Regions from separate parts of the Homo sapiens genome. Here region 1 is linked to region 2. Evidence: read pairs that join two places in POLR2A ChIA-PET (ENCODE). Cell type or tissue: MCF 10A. All regions are shown on one strand. Links, peaks and the distances in the headings refer to the core of each region. The heading gives the core; the rest is flanking DNA. Region 1 overlaps CTNNBIP1 (catenin beta interacting protein 1). Region 2 overlaps CLSTN1 (calsyntenin 1).

Region 1 (5,347 bases), core at 1-5,000, 120 kb before region 2:
CTGCCACTGTCCTTGCCTTCAGACTGGACAAGGCCTTGTGACCCATCAGGAGTTTTTGTCCCGATACCGTTTCCCACAGTAAGTTAATGGGATAAACACATGGGAGATTCTGAAGGGGTCTTTGTTTAAAGCATTGTTGATTTTGATTATTGGCTTGTTAAACATTTGGAGAGGAAGGAAACTGAGTCCTCAACAGCCTCTTAGGGGGAGGTTTCCTCCTTCCTTGGATTATGTTTTGTTCCGAGGTAGCTGGAGGGGAAAGGATCAGGAAGGTCGCCTCCTGCTTAGTAGAGCAGAAGCAATCACCCAAACAAGCAAGCAGTGTGGCTCACGTGATGCGTGGAGCCAGGAACCCTGGCCTCTGTAGCACAGATGGGTGTATTTGCGAAGTAAACAGATACACCTATATCTTTATGCAAATTAACACATACCTTTATGCTGACAGCCTGTTGGAAAGAGGCAGTGGCCTTAAAACTTCTTTTCTTTTTTTTTTTTTGAGACAGTCTCGCTCTGTTGCCCAGGCTGGGGTGCAGTGGTGTGATCATAGCTCACTGCAACCTCAGACTCCTGGGCTCTTGGGATCCTCCCACCTCAGCCTCCCAAGTAACTGGGCCTACAGGTGCAAGCCACTGCACACCCAGCTAATCTTTTTTTTTTTTTTTTTTTAGACGGAGTCTCGCTCTGTCCCCCAGGCTGGAATGCAGTGGCGCGATCTCGGCTCACTCCAAGCTCTGCCTCCCGGGTTCACGCCATTCTCCTGCCTCAGCCTCCCGAGTAGCTGGGACCACAGGCACCCACCACCACGCCTGGCTAATTTTTTGTATTTTTAGTAGAGACGGGGTTTCACCGTGTTAGCCAGGATGGTCTTGATCTCCTGACCTCATGATCCGCCCGCCTCAGCTTCCCAAAGTGCTGGGATTAGAGGCGTGAGCCACCGCGCCCAGGCTGCACCCAGCTAATCTTTTAAAGATTTTTTGTAGAAGCCAGGCTCGGTGGCTCATGTCTATAATGCCAGCACTTTGGGAGGCTGAGGTAGGCAGATCACATGAGGTCAGGATTTTGAGACCAGCCTGGCCAACATGGCAAAACCCTGTCCCTACTAAAAATACAAAATAAAATTAGCTGGACATGGTGGCACGCACCTGTAGTCCCAACTACTCGGGAGGCCGAGGCAGGAGAATCACCTGAGACTGGAAGGCAGAGGTTGCAGTGAAACGAGATTGCGCCACTGCACTCCAGCCTGGGCGACAGAGGGAAAGAGCGAGACCCCATCTCCAAAAAAAAAAAAAAAAAAAAAAAAAAAAATTTAAAGAGATGGGGTCTTACTTTATTGCCCAGGCTGGTTTTGAAGTCCAGGCCTCAAGCAATTCTCCTACCTCAGTCTCCCAAAGTGCTGGGATTACAGGCATTTGCCACTGTGCCCAACAAAACTTATTTTCCGAAGAGTTTGATTGGGAAGCGTTTCCCCAGGAGGCTGCACCTGGGGTCTCTCAGCCAGGTCCTGAGGATGACCATCCCCAGAGCCGGGTGGTGAGGAGGGGGCTGCTTCCGGGGGCACAGTCCTGCAGCCGATCCAATTGATTTAATGACCTAATCCTCACCACAGGAAGCTGGAGGCTTTCCCAGCCCTGGGATTCTGAGGGGATGCAGCAAACTCAGTTCAGGAAGCTTGTTTGTTTGAACCAATTATAGAGGCTTTAATGAGGGAAAGCTATGGAGGGAATGGGGCAAGGGGAGAAGAGCTGGAGAGAGAGGTGCCTGTTGAGAAGATCTGGGTGACCCTCAGGCAATGGGAGGGCCGGGCCATGCCCAGGCCTGCCTCTGAGGATGAGGCTTGTCCTTGTGGGAATGGGGTGGCGTGAACATGTCAGTGTGGTTCAGAGTGAAGGGACCTTATGTACCTTGTGGAGAAACGTGAGTGCCCCCCACCCCCGCCAAAAATAGCACTGTGTCAGTTTTCCCCCTTTCTTCTTGAAGTACTTTTAAATTTCCTAATGTAATTAAAATTTTAAGCTGTGACCCTGCAAAGAGCTGGCATAGCTTTTGACAGCGGGATTGATGGAGCTTCCATAGGTCAAAATTTCCAGTCTGATCGCACTCTCTGGAGGTGACCCGCACTCTCTGGAGGTGACCCATGCTCTCCAGAACCTCTGGGCCAGGCTCCATCCCTGGAATTACTAGGTCTGGAAGTGGTCCCTTCCTGACAGAAATGCAAATTAATTTGCCTTTTGGGGACTTAGTCAGCTTGCTGGGGATCTCTCTGGTGTCCCAGGAGAGAAAAAGCGTTCCTCTACCTCCAGTTGACACAGAGGATCTTTTGATGCCTTTGCTCAGGAAGCTTCCTGCCAGGTGCACAGCCCATGGGGAAGGTCGGTCAGGCCTGGGAGGCCTCATACCCAGGAGTGAGGGGGCGCTTGTACCCATGCAAGAGCTAGGATTCCAGCCCTTCCATTGGCTTATAAATAGAAGAAGGCTCTGGATTCTGCATTAGTAACCCCTCTGGAACCTGCCAGAGGCTGAAGGTAATGAGTCAGACTGAATTAAAGGAAGATCCGTGGCTGGATTTTGTAGGCGTGCTGGTTCCTGACTTCAGGTCTCAGGCTCTGACTTGGCCAGGTTCCAGGGCTCCAGCTGTTCTCTGGGAAGAAAAAAGAACCTCTTTTAAAATTAAGCCGAAAGATGCCTTTCTTTTCTTCTGTCCTTGTCCCCCCACTGTGCAGAGAGAAAACCTCCACCAGCACGTCCCCTTGGTTAGAACAGTAGAGCCTGAAGACATAGCCCAGGATCTTCAGTGTTCTGGGGCAGCCAAGGAAACTTCCTCAGGCTCCACATGCCTTCCTGTTTGCATTGTTTTCAGCTGAATTTCAAGAGGCTGTCAGAGCAGGCCTGCCAGGTACTCTTGCCTCTGTAAAAAGGTGGGTTTCACTCAATTCAGGACTGGAGAGACAACGAGATCTGGGCCAGAATCACAAGGATAAATATTTTAAACCAGAAGATGTAAACAGATGCCTCATGCCAATCCAGTTATAGGAACATGCAGGTTCCTCCAGCTCCTTGGTGTGTTAGGATTATCTGAAGTGAGGCCATGCAAAGGCTGGGGGGCACTTCCTTCATGGTTCCCATTCACTTCACCACTCGAGGAGCCCCAGTTGTGGCTAGCAGTGGTGTCTCACCTGTCCAGATTCTTCAGCACAGAGCCTTACAAGTTTTTCTAGGGTCCACAAAAATATTGGCCATGTGGGAAAAAAATATATCACTCCCTCTACTCTTGTGAGTTACGTGAGGATTACATTTAATAAGAGATGTGGGTTTGTTTTAGTATGTCTCTGAGAATAAGGTTCCCTGGGGCCTATAAAGGCCTTAAAACCACCCCCGGTCTGTCCTCAAAGAGCTTCCAGTCTGGTGGTGAACATTTCTCAGATATCCAGGTACAGTGTTGGGGCGGTGATGCGAGAAGAGGAAATGCAGGCGGATGTGCAGACACAGGCCTCGAGGCAGCCCAGAGAAGGTGTTGTAGAGCAGAGAACATCTGTGAGGCTTGGTCTCAGGAATCAGGGAGGGAAGGAAGTTCTAGGTGGAAAGCATAGCAGATGCAGAGGCCCAGAGATGTGGAGGGAGCCTGGTGCAATCGGCAGCTCCGAGATGGCCCCCTAGTAGGGCTTCTCACTCAGCTCTCCAGACGTGGGGCTGGATAATTATTGGTGGTGGGCACTGATCCTGGCCTCTACCCAGCAGGACCCTACTAGTCGTGACAATCAAAAATGTCTCTAGATATTGCCACATTTCTGCCGTGGGGCAGAATCGCCCCCATTGAGAGCCACGGCTGTAGAGGGAATATGAGGGTAAGCTTGGATCTGACCGCCTGCCTCAGTGCGTGGGAGGGACAGAAGGAGCCCTTTCTTTTTGCTTCCTGTCCAGCGTGCAGGTCCTGGGGAAGCTGTCTCCAGGCAGGTTTGTGCCTGTGCTGGAGCACTTTGGTGTGTGTGGCATGCCTGCTGGTGGCCTGCAGAGCTTGCTCTGAACAGGAGCCCCTTCATAGAAAGGAGGATGCCCCAGTGGTTCCAGGCGCCTCCCTCCCAGCCTGGTTGCCGTGTCAGTACCTTTCCTGCAGTAGGTAGGCGGCTCAGCTGGGTGCAGCATTGCATTCTGGCCATTGCGGGGCTGTATTGAATGAGGTCAGGTGGATTTGATTTAAATGCTCCCAGAACCTTCCGAAAGGGCCTTCATCAGAGAGCTCTGGACCTGGAACAGCGTGCACGGCACTGCTGTGAAGGGGACAGGCGGGCTACTCTGATCTCGGAGTGTGCATAGGGCAAACTGTTGAGAATTCCAGAATCACTCCCACGGCAGCAGACCTGTAGCCAGAGAGGAAAGGGTCCTCCTGCATTTGGGCTTCATGGCTGCCCCCACTGGAGGAGGGCTAGCTGTGGCTAACATGGGGTGGTCTGGGATGCGATGCAGATGGCACTGTGTGTAGACAGATGCAGGGCCTCTCCCCATCGCCTTACATTACCATTTCTTAATTTTTTTTTTTTTTGAGGCAGTCTTGCTCTGTCACCCAGGCTGGAGTGCAGTGGCGCGATCTCGGCTCACTGCAGTCTCTGCCTCCTGGGCTCAAGCGATTCTCCTGCCTCAGCCTCACACCCAGCTAATTTTTGGTATTTTTTAGTAGAGACGGGGTTTCACCATGTTTGCCAGGCTGGTCTTGAACTCCTGACCTCAGGTGATCCGCGCACCTCAGCCTCCCAAAGTGCTGGGATTACAGGCATGAGCCACCGCGCCCGGCCACCATGCCCAGCTTTTAAATTTTTTTTTTTATTTTTTGTAGAGATGGGGTTTCACCTTGTTGCCCAGGCTCAAACTCCTGGCCTCAAGTGATACTCCCACCTCAGCCTCCCAAAGCGTTGGGATTACAGGCATGAGCCACTGTGCCCAGACCATATTTTCTTTTTAAAAATTAATTAGCGGGGTGTGGTGGCTCATGCCTGTAATTCCAGCACTTTGGGAGGCTGAGGCAGGTGGATCACTTGAGGTTAGGATTTCAAGACCAGCCTAGCCAACATGGTGAAACCCCGTCTTTACTAAGAATACAAAAATTAGCTGGGTGTGGTGGTGGGTGCCTGTAATCCCAGCTATTAGGAGGCTGAGGCAGGATAATCACTTGAACCCGGGAGGCGGAGGTTGCAGTGAGCTGAGATCGCACCACTGCACTCCAGCCTGGGTGACGGTGTGAGACTCCATCTCAAAAATAATTAATTAATTTCTATTGGTATATAATAATTGTAAGCCTTATTTTCGAATTAATCTCTGATTGGCAGTGGGTTGGACTCTAGCCGTTTTTCTTTTT
Region 2 (5,372 bases), core at 222-5,221:
TGGGGGAAGCACAGTTACTCATATAATATTTTTTCTTTCTTTTTTCTTTTTTGGAGATAATTCATATGCCACAAAAATCACCCTTTTTTTTTTTTTTTGAGACGGAGTCTCACTCTGTCGCCCAGGCTGGGGTGCAGTGGCGCGATCTCGGCTCACTGCAAGCTCTGCCTCCCGGGTTCACGCCATTCTCCTGCCTCAGCCTCCCGATTAGCTGGGACTACAGGAGTCCGCCACCGCGCCCGGCTAATTTTTTGTATTTTTAGTAGAGATGGGGTTTCACCGTGGTCTCAATCTCCTGACCTCGTGATCTGCCTGCCTCGGCTTCCCAAAATGCTGGGATTATAGGCGTGAGCCACCGCGCCCTGCCAAAAAATCACCCTTTTAAAGTGTACAGCTCATTGAGTTTTAGAATGTTCCAAAAACCATGCACCTGCCAACCACTGTCTAACTCCAGAACATTTTCATCACCCCAAAAAGGAACCCTTGCACCAAGTGGCACTCATCCCTCAGTCTCCTTCACTCCCAAGCCCTGGCTACCACTACAGATTTCTCTATTCTGGATAATCATGTAAATGCACTGTACGGCTTTTTGTGATGGGCGTCTCCCAGCATGGTGATTTCACAGTTTACCTGTGTTAGGTGCCTAGCAGCCCCTCATTCCTTTTTTTGTTGCTGGATATTATTTCATTCTATGAGTAGATCACATTTTGTTTCTCTGTTCATCCACTGATGGACATTTGAGTTGCTTCTACTTTTTGGCTATTATGGGTCATGCTGCTGTGAACATTCCTGTACAGGTCTTTGTGTGGACATAGGTTTTCAGTCCTTTAGTATACACACAGGAGTGCAACTGATCCCCTTGACTGAAGCGTGGGGTCCTCTGCTGGAGGAGTGGGCAGCTGCATGGGGGGGAGGGAGCACCTGACCTGCAGCCGTATCCCTCCTTACCTCCCTCCCTCCTTCCTTCCCTCCCTTCCTCCCTCCCTCTCTCCCTCTCATTTCCTTCCTCTCTCTCTCCTTCCCTCCTTCGCTTCCTCCCTCTGTCCTTTCCTTCCTCTCTCCCTCCCTCTCCCTCCCTCCCTTTTCCCCTTTCTCCCTCTCTCCCTCATTCCCTCCTTCTGTTCCCCCCTCCCTCACTCCTTCCATCCCTTCTTCCCTCCTTCCCCCTTTTCCTCCCTCCCTCCCTCCCTCTTTCCCTTTCTCCTTTACTTTCTCCCTGTGTTGCTTCCTCCCTCCCTCCCTCTTCTGTTGCTTTGGTGCCACCCAACACAGAACCCCACCCCCGTGGTGCCACCCAACACAGAACCCCGCCCCCATAGTGCCACCTAACACAGAACCCCGCCCCCATGGTGTCACCCAACACAGAACCCCGCCCCCATGATGCCACCCAACACAACCCCACCCCCATGGTGCCACCCAGCACAGAACCCCACCCCCATGGTGCCACCTAACAGAACCCCGCCCCCATGATACCACCCAACACAGAACCCTGCCCCCATGGTGTCACCCAACACAGAACCCCGCCCCCATGGTGCCACCCAGCACAGAACCCCGCCCCCATGGTGCCACCCAGCACAGAACCCCGCCCCCATGGTGCCACCCAACACAGATCGCCAACCCCATGGTGCCACCCAGCACAGAACCCCACCCCCATTGTGCCGCTCAACACAGAACCCCGCCCCCCTGGTGCCGCCCAGCACAGAACCCCGCCCCCCGGTGCCGCCCAACACAGAATCCCGCCCCCATGGTGCCGCCCAACACAGAATCCCGCCCCCATGGTGCCGCCCAACATAGAACTCCGCCCCCATGGTGCCGCCCAGCACAGAACCCCGCCCCCATGATCTTGCCCAACATAGAACCCCATCCCTATGGTGCTACCGAACACAGAACCCCGCCCCCATGGTGCCGTCCAGGACAACCCCGCCCCCATGGTGCCACCCAGCACAGAACAGGACCCTATGAGACTGAGCAAGGGAGGTCAGGAACAGAGACCCTAGAGCCGAGGGACCAGTGAGTGAATCGTAGCTCTGCTACTTATTGGCTGTGTGGCCTTAGGCAAATTACTTACCCTTTCTGTGCCTCCATTTCATCATTTGTAAAAGGATAAGATGTCACAGACCTCATTAATGTCACAGACCTCATTGGTTTGGGGGAATGTTAGCTTCTTTATTCATACGTGTGAAGAGCTTTAAACAGTGGGTGGTACAGTAATTACCACCTACAGTATTTGCCGCTGCTGTTATTACTACTAATAGAATCTTTTAAAAATATTTTTTCACTTAACATTTTGTGAGAAATATTTTTTCATCTTTCTACAAAAGTCGTTATAGTGTTGCATTTTCTTACAGACTTTCTTAAGTATTTTTTGGATAAGACAGAGGCTAGACCTGGAGCCTTATTTTCATCTTAGATTGATTTGGGTGATGACATTGAGTTTAATTTCGCACCATGTTGAGGAGGAGGGTGGTGATGGTGGTGGCATCTAACGTTTATTGAGTGCCTGCAGTGTGGCAGAGGTTGCTCTGAGGGCCCGGTGTGGGTTACTTTCTCCGATTCTTTTCAGCAGGTTTTTTTTTTTTTTTTGAGATGGAGTCTTGCTCTGTTGCCCAGGCTGGAGTGCAGTGGTGCTATCTCGGCTCACTGCAACCTCCGCCTCCTGGGTTCAAGCAATTCTCCTGCCTCAGCCTCCCGAGTAGCTGGGACTACAAGTGCATGCCACCATGCCTGGCTAATTTTTTGTAATTTTTATTAGAGACGGGGTTTTACCGTGTTCCCCAGGCTGGTTACGAACTCCTGAGCTCAGGCAGTCTGCCCGCCTCGGCCTCCCAAAATGCTGGGATTACAGGCGTGAGCCACTGCGCCCAGCCTCTCTTCTCCAATCTTACGCAGTAGACATGCCCACTGTCCCTGTTCTCCAGGTGAGGAACCAGGCTCAGCGTGTCTGCCAGCTGCGTGACAGCAGGAGAAGCTACTTTGTTTTCCATTTTATCCCCAAAACCTCCGTCAGTGCCTGGAACACAGTCACTCCATAGATATTTGTAGAGGGAGGAGATGAGTTTACCCAGGATCACACAGCTCATAAGTGACAGAGCCGCCTCTGGGCCCAGCTCACTGTGTGAACATTCCAGTTCATAGTGTGATCCCACTACAAGGCATGTGTGTGTGGGTAGCCACAGGAGTTCACTTGTTAGAGCTCTGAAATGAATGCACATGCAATGCTGGGAGCTTAGTCATTGAAGCTCCTTGTAAGTCATCACTAATCAGACATTCACAATGAAGATCCAGTCTCGCCCGGATTGTTTCCTTGGGGTGAAATTCTGATACAGAGTCTTGGTATTTGTCAAGTGTTTTAGGAAATTTAAATGATTCAGTTTCTTGTTCTGCGCCTTCTCTTTAATCTGCTGAAAGCCTGAGTAGTCATGGGTCAGAAAACAATTTTTGTATTTTATTATTTATCTATTTATTTTTGAGACAGGGTCTCGCTCTGTCACCCAGGCTGGAGTGCAGTGGCGCGATCTCGGCTCACTGCAACCTCTGCCTTCCGGGTTCAAGCAATTCTCATGCCTCAGCCTCTCGAGTAGCTGGGATCACAGGCGTGCACCACCACGAGCCAGCTAATGTTTTGTATTTATAATAGAGACGGGGTTTCACCATGTTGGCCAGGCTGGTCTCGAACTCCTGGCCTCAAGTGATCCTCCGCCTTGGCCTCCTAAAGTGCTGGGATTACAGGCGTGAGCCACCGCGCCCGGCCTATTTTGTTTACATTTTATATATTTCGTGGAGAGTTACCAGCTTGAGCCTCATGTGTGGGCCACAGGGTTGGGGCCTTGAAGATGATGCATTCTGTTCTTGTCAGAAGCCGTGCCTCCTCTTCTTGTTTCCTCTTCAGAGCTCCTCCTTCTAGGAGGTGGTGGTGTTCTAGCAATCTCTTTCCTGCTTTTCCAGATTAAGTATGGATGTTTTACAAGATTGGTTGAACCATAATGATACAAATAGAATCCAAAAGAAGTTTCAGGGCAAGAATGGGAACTTAGTTTTCATTGATAGTCAGTTAGAGCCCACCGAGGAGCCCTGTGATACTCTTGTCTGTATTCTTTGTTATGAATGTGATTCACATGCCCTGAGGGTGGCCAGTGGGGTTAACTGCTGCATTTCACTGCCCAGTTTTGCTTTTTTAGCACATGTAACTGAGCTGACCTTGTGCTTGCAGCAGTGAATTGGTTGACCTGCATGAAATTGCCTTTTTTTTTTGAGACAGAGTCTCGCTGTGTCGCCCAGGCTGGAGTGCAGTGGCGCGATCTTGGCTCACTGCAACCTCCCGGGTTCAAGCGATTCTCCTGCCTCAGCCTCCTGAGTAGCTGGGATTACAGGCGCCCGCCGCCACCACGCCCGGCTAATTTTTGTATTTTTAGTAGAGGGAGGGTTCCGCTTTGTTGGCCAGGCTGGCCGCAAACTGCTGACCTCAGGTGATCCACCTGCCTCAGTCTCCCAGAGTGCTGGGATTACAGGTGGAGCAACGGCGCCTGGCCTCCATTTTTTTTTTTCTTTTTTTGAGATGGAGTCTCCGTTTCCCGGGTTCAAGTGATTTCGGCTAATTTTTGTATTTTTAGTAGAGACAGGGTTTCACCATATTGGCCAGGCTGGTCTCAAACTCTTGACCTCAAGATCCCCCTGCCTCAGCCTCCTAAAGTGCTAGGATTACAGGATTGAGCCACCGCACCAGGCCAATTTTTTCTTTTTTCTGAGATGGAGTCTCGCTCTTGTCGCCCAGGCTATAGTGCAATGACGCGATCTCAGCTCACCGCAACCTCCGCCTCCTGGGTTCAAGCGATTCTCCTGTATCAGTCTCCCGAGTAGCTGGGATTGCAGGCGCCCGCCACCACGCCCGGCTAATTTTGTATTTTTAGTAGAGATGGGGTTTCTCCATGTTGGTCAGGCTGGTCTTGAACTCCTGACCTCAGTTGATCTGCCTGCCTCCCAAAGTGCTGGGATTACAGGCCTGAGCCACTGCGCCTGGCCCAATTTTTTTAAATGTTGAAATATTAAGGTATTTGAAAAAAAAATGACATTTCACATGCTTCAGCTTAATCGAAGGCAATAATGCATTGAGTAACAATTTTAAGTAAGTAGCTGAATGTTAGGACAGGTGCTTCTTATTAACCGTGATTGACTTGAATGGACCCATTTTGGATGTAGACACCACCCAGGAAGAGTTTGGGATCAGTAATGATTAAATACTAGGTAGCTATGCTAGGTTTTCCAGAGATGATAAAAAAAAGTGTAAAAGTTGGTTCCTGTTTTCAAAGCCACTGATAATGTGGGTAAGAGGGCCAAACCAAGATTGGCAAAGGATACTAGGAAACTTGTAGTTC

Evidence for each region. Peaks named below come from ENCODE experiments on the same cell type or tissue, not always from the same donor. Only the 100,000 strongest peaks of a DNase experiment are listed, where the experiment ranks them.
Region 1: POLR2A ChIA-PET joins it to region 2 with 6 read pairs; 3 of 35 experiments call an interaction of 5 or more read pairs at or near these places.

What each region holds. Positions count from the first base shown.
Region 1 is chr1:9,887,740-9,893,086 of GRCh38, reverse strand. The region is part of intron 1 of CTNNBIP1 (catenin beta interacting protein 1); the gene reads left to right. Among named protein-coding and RNA genes, the nearest start is that of CTNNBIP1, 20 kb to the left of the region's middle. In MCF 10A, for the core only: no CTCF peak of the experiment used is centred there; DNase peaks (open chromatin) are centred at 1,786 and 2,546.
Region 2 is chr1:9,764,756-9,770,127 of GRCh38, reverse strand. All of the region lies in intron 2 of CLSTN1 (calsyntenin 1), which reads left to right. Among named protein-coding and RNA genes, the nearest start is that of CLSTN1, 57 kb to the left of the region's middle. RefSeq lists a silencer at 1,911-2,111. In MCF 10A, for the core only: no CTCF peak of the experiment used is centred there; DNase peaks (open chromatin) are centred at 3,217 and 4,117.